Linked DNA regions of Homo sapiens: region 2 is linked to region 1. A link is an interaction called in ENCODE POLR2A ChIA-PET data of the cell type or tissue named here. Cell type or tissue: MCF 10A. All regions are shown on one strand. Links, peaks and the distances in the headings refer to the core of each region. The heading gives the core; the rest is flanking DNA.

What was found. ChIA-PET counts read pairs that join two places held together with the same protein. Peaks named below come from ENCODE experiments on the same cell type or tissue, not always from the same donor. Only the 100,000 strongest peaks of a DNase experiment are listed, where the experiment ranks them.
Region 2: POLR2A ChIA-PET joins it to region 1 with 5 read pairs; 3 of 35 experiments call an interaction of 5 or more read pairs at or near these places.

What each region holds. Positions count from the first base shown.
Region 1 is chr15:59,883,260-59,888,642 of GRCh38, reverse strand. No RefSeq gene overlaps it. Among named protein-coding and RNA genes, the nearest start is that of FOXB1, 120 kb to the left of the region's middle. In MCF 10A, for the core only: no CTCF peak of the experiment used is centred there; a DNase peak (open chromatin) is centred at 2,622.
Region 2 is chr15:59,739,200-59,744,582 of GRCh38, reverse strand. No RefSeq gene overlaps it. Among named protein-coding and RNA genes, the nearest start is that of BNIP2, 53 kb to the right of the region's middle. In MCF 10A, for the core only: a CTCF peak has its summit at 3,057 (motif pointing left); a DNase peak (open chromatin) is centred at 3,102.

The DNA.
Region 1 (5,383 bases), core at 262-5,261:
AGTATTTTTGGTAATTCCTTTCCCCTTCAAGCCTGCCCTTTCTGCTCATTTTTAGATCTTACATCTAATAATTATAGTACCTATCTGCTTTTACTTGTGCAGCTTTTTCGTCTCCTGTTTTGATAGTACCTCCTAGTTTTCCTTTGAGGAACCACCTCCCACTTGCAGTCCGTGTGCTCCAAGAGGAGCTGGTCCCATTCCCATGTCCAGTTGGTTTTTTTTTTGTTGTTGTTGTTGTTGTTTTAAATTTTACTCTAAGTTCTGGGATACATGTGCTGTATGTGCAGGTTTGTTACATAGATAAACATGTGCCATGGTGGTTTGCTGCACCCATCAACCCATCACCTAGGTTTTAAGCCCTGCTTGCATTAGGTGTTTGTCTTAATGCTCTCCCTCCCCTTTCTCCCCACCCCCCGACAGGCCTCAGTGTGTGATGTTCCCCTCCCTGTGTCCATGTGTTCTCATTGTTCAACTCCCACTTATGAGTAAGAACATGCAGTGTTTGGTTTTCTGTTCCTGTGTTAGTTTGCTGAGGATGATGGTTTCCAGTTTCATCCATGTGAAACTGTTTCAACCATGAGTTCAAAGGACATGAACTCATCCTTTTTTATGGCTGCATAGTATTCCATGGTGTATATGTGCCACATTTTCTTTATCCAGTCTACCATTGATGGACATTTGGGTTGGTTCCAAGTCTTTGCTATTGTAAATAGTGCTGTAATAAACATATGTGTGCATGTGTCTTTATAGTAGAATGATTTATAATCCTTTGGGTATATATCCAGTAATGTGATTGCTGGGTCAAATGGTATTTCTGGTTCTAGATCCTTGAGGAATCACTACACTGTCTTCCACAATGGTTGAACTAATTTATATTCCCACCAATAGTGTAAAAGTATTCCTATTTCTCCACATCCTTGCCAGGATCTGTTGTTTCCAGACTTTTTAATGATCACCATTCTAACTGGTGTGAGATGGTATCACATTGTGGTTTTGATTTGCATTTCTCTAATGACCAGTGATGATGAGCTTTTTTTTATATGTTTGTTGGCCGCATAAATGTCTTCTTTTGAGAAGTGTCTGTTCATATCCTTCACCCACTCTTTGATGAGGTTGTTTGTTTGTTTTTTTTCTTGTAAATTTGTTTAAGTTCCTTGTAGATTCAGATATTAGGCCTTTGTCAGATGCATAGATTGCAAAAATTTTCTCCCGTCCAACTGGTTTTTGCCATGTGAGGACATAACAAAGAAATGGCAACTGCAAACCAGGAAGAAGATTGTCACCAGACACCAGATCGGCTGACACTCTGATCTTGGACTTCCTAGCCTTCAGAATAAGTGTTTGTGGTTTAAGCCACTTAATCTATGGTCATTTGTTACAGCAACCTGAACTGATAAGTGTAGACATCGAGAGGGGAGTCTCCCTGTTAAAATATATCTCACTGGATTCCCTGTTTGTATTTAGGCTCCAAGAGTCCTGGTCTCATTGCCTCAAAATCCAGATTGTTTCTGACGTTGTGACTGGTGTGACATGATGACCCAGAGCTGCCTCCAAGCAGTGTGACTTCTATTCTTCAAGTGGAATGCAGAAGCAATTAGTCTTAGGCTTGGGAGACACATGGCCTCTTCTCTTCTTTTCCTTAAGAATTTCTTTTTTCTTGGCCTTAAAAATGGCAGGATCTAGATTAGGGGATGGGTCAAGGGGGATGAGGGCAAAGAGACCACCTGGCCAGCGTGGAGTCTGGCTCATGACTCTACCAGCTCAGTTGCCACAAGGCCTTCTCTCCTCTCCTGTTCCATTGCTCGGACTCCTTGTCAATATCCTAGTGGCACAGCTACATGTGAGTGCCACTCTGCTGACAGTGCACCTTGAGAACTCCGACATCTGTGCCAGGGCATTCCTCCCCGATGCTTCCAAACCTGGAAGATTTTTCCTCTCCCCAACCCTGCACTTTTTTTGTCTCCCAGGCCTCCCACAGCATTGCTTCTGCTGAGAGCTCCTTTCACTCCTGGCCCCACTCCTCCCACCAGGGCTGAAAGCCAGGGGAGGGTGTTGGGGAAAAATTGGCACACCATTGTCTGCATTTCTCTCCTCTCTCTTGCCTGTGTACCAAAAGAAACACATTTTTTTTAAAAGTCCCATTTTTTCTCCTTCAGCCATAATAAGCCACATAAACAAACAACTCATGTAAATAAGCAGCCAAAGTTGGTTCTCAGGCTGGGATCAGGCATAGCAGCTTGCTCCCTCATCCCAAAAAACTTCAACAGCAAGCAGCCTAGGAGCTTGAAGAAAGTATTTACTTTTTAGTTAACTACAGCATCCACTTTTCAAATTTCAAAACGCTTACATAAGTTGCTTATTGTTCACTTGTTAACAAAGGAATCTTTTCTACATCAAGGCGAGTTCTCTTTTTCAGCTGTGAGCTAATTTCTCTCTCTGCTAAACAATGATTCCCTGCTCTCACTCACTCCCTCTCCTGCTTACAGACACTATTAACATCCCACAGGAAGTGGTGTTTGTACAGTGCTCCTTGATTAACGAATCCCCAGGGAATGAGCCTTCTTTATAGGATATGGGGCTGGGCTCAAAAACACTTCATAAATCATGCAGCATGAGCTGTCCGGACTGGTAGCGGCTTGCCGGCAACCTTCGGTGCACAGCCACTGTTTGGCACGTCTGCTGGAGGAAAACGAGTAAGAGCTGCTCACCTGGGAGGCTGCTCTCTGTTCTCACACTTTGCTTTTCTGCCTCCTTCCATATCTCATAGGTGGGGAGGGTACTCATTCTTGTTCCTGCTCCTTCCTGCTCCCTTGTCAATCTCTTCCTCTTCCCTATCCAGATCCTTCTGTTCCCCTCCCCCTAGTCCTCCCCTGCCCCATACTGCAAGACCAGGGAAAAACGAAGCTAATTTATCCTGAAGGTTTAACTAAATGAAGCATTTGCAGTTTAAGCTGAATTGGAGAAAAATAAGACTCAGCCCTGCTAAAGTAATCCCAGGCGCCAGTTAGATTTCAGCAAACACGTAGAAAGATATTTCAGGAAGCAAACTAGCATGAAGACTCATCAACTGGCCAGGTGCGGTGGCTCACACCTGTAATGCCTACATTTTGGGTGGGTGGATTGCTTGAGGTCAGGAGTTCGAGACCAGCCTGGCCAATGTGGTGAAACTCCACCTCTACTAAAAATAAAAAAATTAGCCAAGCGTAGTGACACACAGCTGTAATCCTAGCTACTAGGATGACTGAGGCACGAGAATTGCTTGAACCCAGGAGGTAGAGGTTGCAGTGAGCTGAGATTTTGCCACTGCACTCCAGACTGGGTCACAGAGTGAGATTCCGTCTAAATAATAATAATATAAAACTTCATCAACTGATAATTAATGCAGATTACAAAAATTTAGATCCTTGTCAAGGTCGCTGGGTGGGGCTAGGAGGGCTGGTTCAAGATGTCTTCCCCTCTGACCTTTGTCCCTTGTCCAGTGGAGGAAGTCCAACCGCAGGGGCAGATTTTGTGGGGCTTGAAGAAAGCTTACACATTCTTGGGTGGGGTGGGGTGGGGAAGGGGAAGGGCCCTGTGAAAAAACACAAAACTACAGACACAAAATTAGGCATGAGTGGGTATATACAGCTAACCCTCAAACAGTGTCGACCCCTGTGTAATACAAAAAATCCATGTATAACTTTTGACTCCCCAGAAAATTAACTACTAATGGCTTATTCTTGACTGGAACCTTACCGATAACATAAACAGTCAATTAACATGTATTTTGTATGTTTATATGTATTATATACTGTATTCTTATAATAAAGTAATTTAGAGAAAAGAAAACGTTAAGAAAATCATAAGGAGGAGAAAATGTATTTACTATTCATTAAATAAAAGTGGATTATGATCATCATAAAGGGCTTCATCATCACTGTCTTCTTGTTGAGTAGGCTGAGGAGGAGGGAGAGGAGAGGTTGATCTGCTGTCTCAGGAGTAGTTGTTCATCTGTGAGTTTTTTCAAATTGTCTCAAGTCTCCAAAAAATTTTCCAATACATTCATTGAAAAACGCTCCACATATAAGTGGCCTGCACAATTCAAGTCTGTGTTTTTCAAGGATCAACTGTATTTATTTAGAATAACAATATAAATAAAAATAAGCAACAAAATGTTAAATACCAACAAAAACCACAAGCGTCACATTGATTAAGCTCATCACTGTGTGCTTCATGTGTTTCTATATTTTCTCCCCAATATTTGCCAGCTGCATACATTTTCATTGCCTTCTCAAGTGACAATTTTGTAATATTTTCTATATAGAAACCACAGAGATAATTCAGTCTTTAATATGGTTGGTAGAAAGAATTTCACTTATTGTCTATTTTGAATTTTTTTATCTTTATAAATTATAATTGATAACATCACATAGATTTTTAGTATTGTATTTATTTATTTATTTATTTATTTATTTATTTGAGACAGAGTCTTGCCCGGTCACCCAGGCTGGAGTGCAGTGGCTTGATCTTGGCTCACTGCAACCTCCGCTTCCTGGGCTCAAGCGATTCTCCTGCCTCAGCCTCCCGAGCAGCTGGGATTATGGGTGCACGCCACCAAGCCTGGCTAATTTTTGTATTTCTAGTAGAAATGGGGTTTCACCATGTTGGCCAGGCTGGTCTCAAACTCCTGACCTCAAGTGATCCACTCGCCTCAGCCTCCCAAACTGCTGGGATTACAGGCGTGAGCCACTGTGCCTGGCCTTGCTCTAGCATCTCTTGCTCTGCATCTTTATAAGCCAGCAAAGTGAGTAACAGTAGCATTAGCATTCCTGGGTAGTAGCATTCCTGGAAGACAACCCTATACCAGGATGGCAAGCAATATCTTAACTACATAGAAGAGACCATGAACTACATTAATATGATCCACAGAACCCAACTTAAATGGATCTCCAAATCAACTTCCTTTTAGCTGGATCCCCCAAGATGCTCGTGACCACTTTAACACCACACATCATGAGGGGCAGTAGGATACAGGGAAAATTAGGTTAGAAACAGTAAGTGACTTAACCACTTGTTATGCAAATGTTACAAGCACATATGACCATGGGAACAAATTGCAAGAGCCCCTCACAGGATCTTGGAAGGGATTTTGCAAGTGAGGGCCCTCAAAGCTTAATCTTTGTTAGCTTCACAGCTAATCAGCCGCTGCTTAGGAATTGTGGGATGTGGGTAAACCAATCACCTGCTTCCTCCTTGACCTGGAAGCCCCCTGCACTAATGTGAGTCAGCCAATCCCTTCCTCCAGACTGCCAGGCCCCACACGGCCTCCCCACCATCAGACTTCTCTGCCTGAGCCCAGATCAGGCCTCCCTCCTCCATCTCTCCTGACCTTAACTCAACACTG
Region 2 (5,383 bases), core at 184-5,183, 140 kb after region 1:
GAGGTCCAGTCCCCTCTCACCAACTCAAAAACATTGTTCAAGCAATTGTCCCCTTTCACTCCTGCATCACCAATATTTTCCTCTTTAGTGGATCAGTACCATCAGCATGCCAACATGCTATAATATCTCCTATCAAAAAAGCAAGCAACACATACCTCTTGGCCTCACAACTGCCTTCTAGCTACAGCAGTATTTCTCTATTCCCCTTCACAGCAAAATCCCTCAAATGAAAGTCTGTATTTTCTGTCTCTGCTTTGTCTTCTTTGATTCTCTACTGGACTCTCAAAAGATCTCAACACTAAAATCCAGTGTTCTCGTTTTGTTTAACCTCTCAGCCGCATTTGACAAAATTGATCACTCCCTCCTCCATGAAATGCTTGCTTCACTTTCTTTCTGGGACATTCCTCTTTTTTGCTCTCCTTCTAGTTTTCTGAGCATTCCTTTCCAGGTTTTCTGCTGGTTTCCTCCTATCTTCCTGACCCTAATTGTCAGAGTGTTCCCGGGCTCAGTCCTTGAGTCAATTTTCTTTCTCAAGATACCTGCCATTATTATGACCACCTTCTGTGATGACTGCTTGAATCCACATTGGTCATCACCCCTGCTCAAGCTCAGGATTCTGAGCACTCAATGCCTGCATTAATCAACTGGCAGCGCACTTAGTCTGTGCCTTCACCAATCCACATCAAAGTAATTCACTACTTAAAAAAATCAATGGAACCAATTATTTTGATACATTAAGACCAAAGTCACAACAGATGTATGATTGTTTTTATTATTTTTCAACTGGTTGAGTTGATGTTAGGTAGACTACTGTCTTAATTCTGGCAACTATAACAGAAATACCATAGATTGGGTGGTTTAAGCAACAGAAATCTATTCCTCACAGTTCCGAAGACTGGGAAGTCCAAGATCAAGGGACCAGCGGTGTCTTGTGAGGGTTCACTTCCTGGTTTGCAGATGGTTTGCAGATGGTCATCTTCTCATTGTATTCTCAATGAGCTTGCCAGTGGTGTGATTGTGCCAACTTGGAGGCAGATCCTTAGCTCTCAGACAAACCTTCTGATGGTTGCAGAGAGAGACAAAGCAAGCTCTCTTGTGTCTTTTTACAAGGGTATTAATCCCATTCATGAGAGCTCCACCCTCATGTCCTAATTACCTCCCAAAGGCCCCTCCTCCTAATACCATCACATTGAGAATTGGAATTTCAACATATGAATTTTAGAGGGCCAGAAACATTCAGTCCATAGCAACTGCCTTCAGCCAGAATTTCTGTGGCTATCCTGTGAATCATGGGATGTTCAGCAGCATCCCTGGCTTCTCCCCGTGAGATGCCAGCAGTTACCAACACCCCAGTTGTGATCATCAAAATGTCTCTAGACATTGCCAAAAATCACTCCCAGTTGAGACCCACTGCCTTAGACGTGTGTGTGTGTGTGTGTGTGTGTGTAGGCAAGCAGATAGGTTGAGAGATTTATTCAATATTGATATAGAGAGGAAAAGGCTAACATTAAACAAACCCTTCTTAGGCTAGTGAATTACAGCTTTTAGTTTCTGTGCTTATGTTAAGGGTGGATGTCCCTGCTACAAAAACCAATCCACTGGCAGGGATTCAAGAAGGCATCTGGAAATAAGGGGCTAATAAAAGGCAAAGCTAACAAGGCTCCACCCAGATCAGCAAGTACCATATACATACCTACCTGTATTATCATACCACGACACTGTTGTGAAATGATTTCTTCCCATTTCCCTAAAATGCTATGAGCAAATCAAGGGCAAGGACCACCCTCTGGCACAGTTCCTAGAGCCTCATTGGTGTTCAGCAGTTTTTAATTGACACCAAATGTGGGCACTGCCCTACCCCATGTCCAAGGCATGGGGATAGGGTCACCCACTCTTTCTTCACACACAGCTCCCTGACTGCATGTGGTTCCACTTTTTAAACCTGCCTCTGGCTTTTGTTTTAGCCAGATTCTTTATGAAGGCCTTTTATGTTCTGTGCTCTTCTATTTGAGAATTAACTCTTCACTTGGTGAGGATCTAAATGTGCCCCAAGTACACCCTGAGGTTAGCTGGACAAGGGAGTGTTAATAGTCCCCTGAGGAACCTAGATAGTAAGACGATGGTATTCTACAGGAGGAGATACAAGCAAACCCCATGCATCCACCACCGTCATCCATAACTCCTGAGTAGCTGACAGAAAAATTGTGTACCACACAGTTTCCAAAAGATAGCTGGGGCTGGGAGCTGTTTCTGGGAGGGAAAGAGGCACATTGCTCTCATAAAGCTTGACCAAAAATAAAAAATATGTATATCATGGGACATTAGGGCTAGAAAGAACTCTGGAGGCTATGTTCTCTAGCCCTTCTTTCTACAGATGAGAACAGCCTCCAATGCCCAGGGAGGTGTGTCTCCTCTGAGGTCAAACAGAATTTTAGTAGCACAGCTCTGACAAGAACATTAGCCTCTTGGCTCTGGATTCAGCTCCATTTCTACCTCACTGTGCCATCCCAGTTGGCAGATACAGCAACTTTAAGAGACATCCCTCTGAAAGAAGGACAAGCTCAACCCTGTGGCAGAGCTCTGTCCCACCTCAGCCTCCCCAGCCCACCCCCCACCAACCTCGACTCAGAGCGCAATGGCTCTTTGCATCCTTGGACAGTTTCTACTTGCATCTGCATCGATTAAACCTTGATCTCATTTATTATCTCAGGAAATGGTTTCAAGGTCACAGGGCTGGAAATTTAATTATGGTAGCAGTATATTAAGTGGCACATTTAAAGATGCTGAATTGTGGTAATTAATTTTTTGGATGGTGGTGTCAGAGGAACGGGTTTTCTCTACACTGGGTATTTGGCATCCATCATGGCCATTGAACTTGGCAGCTGTCTTTTAGCTTTAAACTGCCTCGTTATTCATCTTTTATGACTAGCCTTTAAAAACACTAGGCGCCGATACCCCCTTTTATTGTAATATATGTGTGCAACGGGAACGGAGCCATACTTCACCTTTGCTATAAAACATGAACCAAGGGTGCCAGCAGCTACCTAAGCTGGCCTCTAAATTGAGACAACAATTACCCTTCGCTGACATCTAGTGTCAAGGCATGAGATACAGCCGAAGCACTGAATCCATTGGCCTGGAAAACGTATGCTTCCCCAGTGATAAAGGCTGTCTCACCCACAAGGCTCCAGGCCCAGCGGGGAGGAAGGGAGCAGAGGGATTAACTTGGCCCTGACTATTGACTTTGCTGGGGCTCTAGGTTATCCAAGGGGGCACCCGTCTGCCAAGGTCTTAAAGAGCTTGTAATGTTTAACGAAAGGACAGTCATTAAATATGTTTGGTTCAAATATTAGGTTCAATGAGCCTGGGTGGCACTTAATAGAGAGGCGGGAAAATATGGATTAAATTAGAGAGATTCGTTAAAGAAATTGGCCTGGAGCCCAAGAATGACTGGTTGTCAGACAGAGCTGCCAGGAGTTAGGAGTTCATCCAGTGAGGGAAACTCAAACCAGGTTTAGGTTTTAAATTCCAGAATGCCACTATAAAATAGATTTAAATATTGATCAGCCTTTGTGAAGAAAGGGATAGCCATAAAAACTGGCTTGTGGGTAGAAATTCTTTTTCTCAGAAAATCCATGTCCTGGCCGGGCATGGTGGCTCACACCTGTAATCCCAGCACTTTGGGAGACCAAGGCAGGTGAATCACTTCAGGTCAGGAGTTTGAGACCAGCCATGGCCAACATGGCAAAACTCCATCTCTATTAAAAATACAAAAATTAGCTGGGCATGGTGGTGGATGCCTGTAATACCAGCTACTAGGGAGGCTGAGGCAGGAGAATCACTTGAACCCAGAAGGTGGAGGTTGCAGTGAGCTGAGATAGCACCACTGCACTCCAACCTGGGCAACAGAGTGAGACTTGGCCAAGAAAGAAAGAAAGAAAGAAAGAGAGAGGAAGGAAGGAAGGAAGGAGAGAGAGAGAGAGAAGAAAGAAAGAAAGAGAAAGAAAGAAAGAAAGAAAGAAAGAAAGAAAGAAAGAAAGAAGAAAGAAAGAAAGAAAGAAAGAAAGAAAGAAAGAAAGAAAGAAAGAAAGAAAAAGAAAGAAAGAAAGAAAGAAAATAGTGTCCTTTGCCTCCAAAAGCATAAGAGCACAGTGTTTATACACTTTGAAAGCACAGATCGCGATTTCTCCCTTCTTCAAGTGGGGTCTGCCCTACCCTCGAGTCCAAGGTTTCTTACCCTGGGCACTACTGATATTTTGGCCTTGCTGATTCTTGTCTATGGAGGGTTGGGGACTGTACAGTGCATTGTAGGATGTCTAGCAGCATCCCTGGCCTCTCATCAGTAAATGCCAGTAGCCTCCTCCCCCAGTTGTGATAACTAAAAATGTCTTCAGATATTGTCAGCTATCCTCTGGAAAGTAAAATTGCTCCTGGTTGAGAACCACTGGTCTGTTCTTACCTCAGGAGGCAGGCTCAGACCTCTAAGCTGACCTGCCAGCAGGGCCGTGCCTTGGCTGGAGAGGGCAGCGTTGGCCTGGCAGGTCTGAGCTGCCCTCACAGCTGGCCTGGTGACCACTCGTGCCTAACTGTGACCTCCACTTGGTTTGCTGGCCAGTATGTTGGACTTTGGCCTGCTTCACTCTCACTCTTGTCTTTGACCACAGTCCTAAGTCCTGACCATGAGCGTCCTATGATCTCGTGATCTCATTTTGGTAACACTTGTCCCATAACTGAGTCCTCACACCAGCTCACGTGTCTCCGCCGCAGTCAGTCAGAAAATCAGCACGTGTCTCCTGCTGGGGATCCCACAGGAAATAAGGCCATCAGAAACTCTGCCGTCACAGAATCTACATGCTAGTGGTGAGAGATAGCCAATAAATACGTCAGTAAATACGCCGTTTTCAGATGATGATAAGTGCAATGAAGAAAACAACTCAGATAATTGGATAGAGTGCAGAGGGGAGGGTGGGCTACTCTAGCCACGGTCAGTAAAGGCCTCACTGAAGAAGTGACGAGAACTAAAATGTGAACAATAAGAAGGTGGCCCTGAACATGGTGTTCCTGCCATTACAACAGGCTGTATTTTAAGAATAAGAAACTTAATAAGATCATAATATACGCGGAGTAAAGTGTCTAAATCTTAATCTTACATCTATATAAATATGCACATACAGAGATAACTACCACCCAGCTCATGATATGCAATGTTTCCATCATGGAAGGCCCATTTCTATGCCTTCTTCCCTGTCAGTACCCACCCCCAGAGATAAACTATTCTGACTTCGGTTGCCATTGATTCATTTTGTCAACAGGCTGCATTATATTTTATTGTGTTTTGTTTTTTCTAGGAAACCCAGGTAGGTCTTCTATACCCACAACTTTT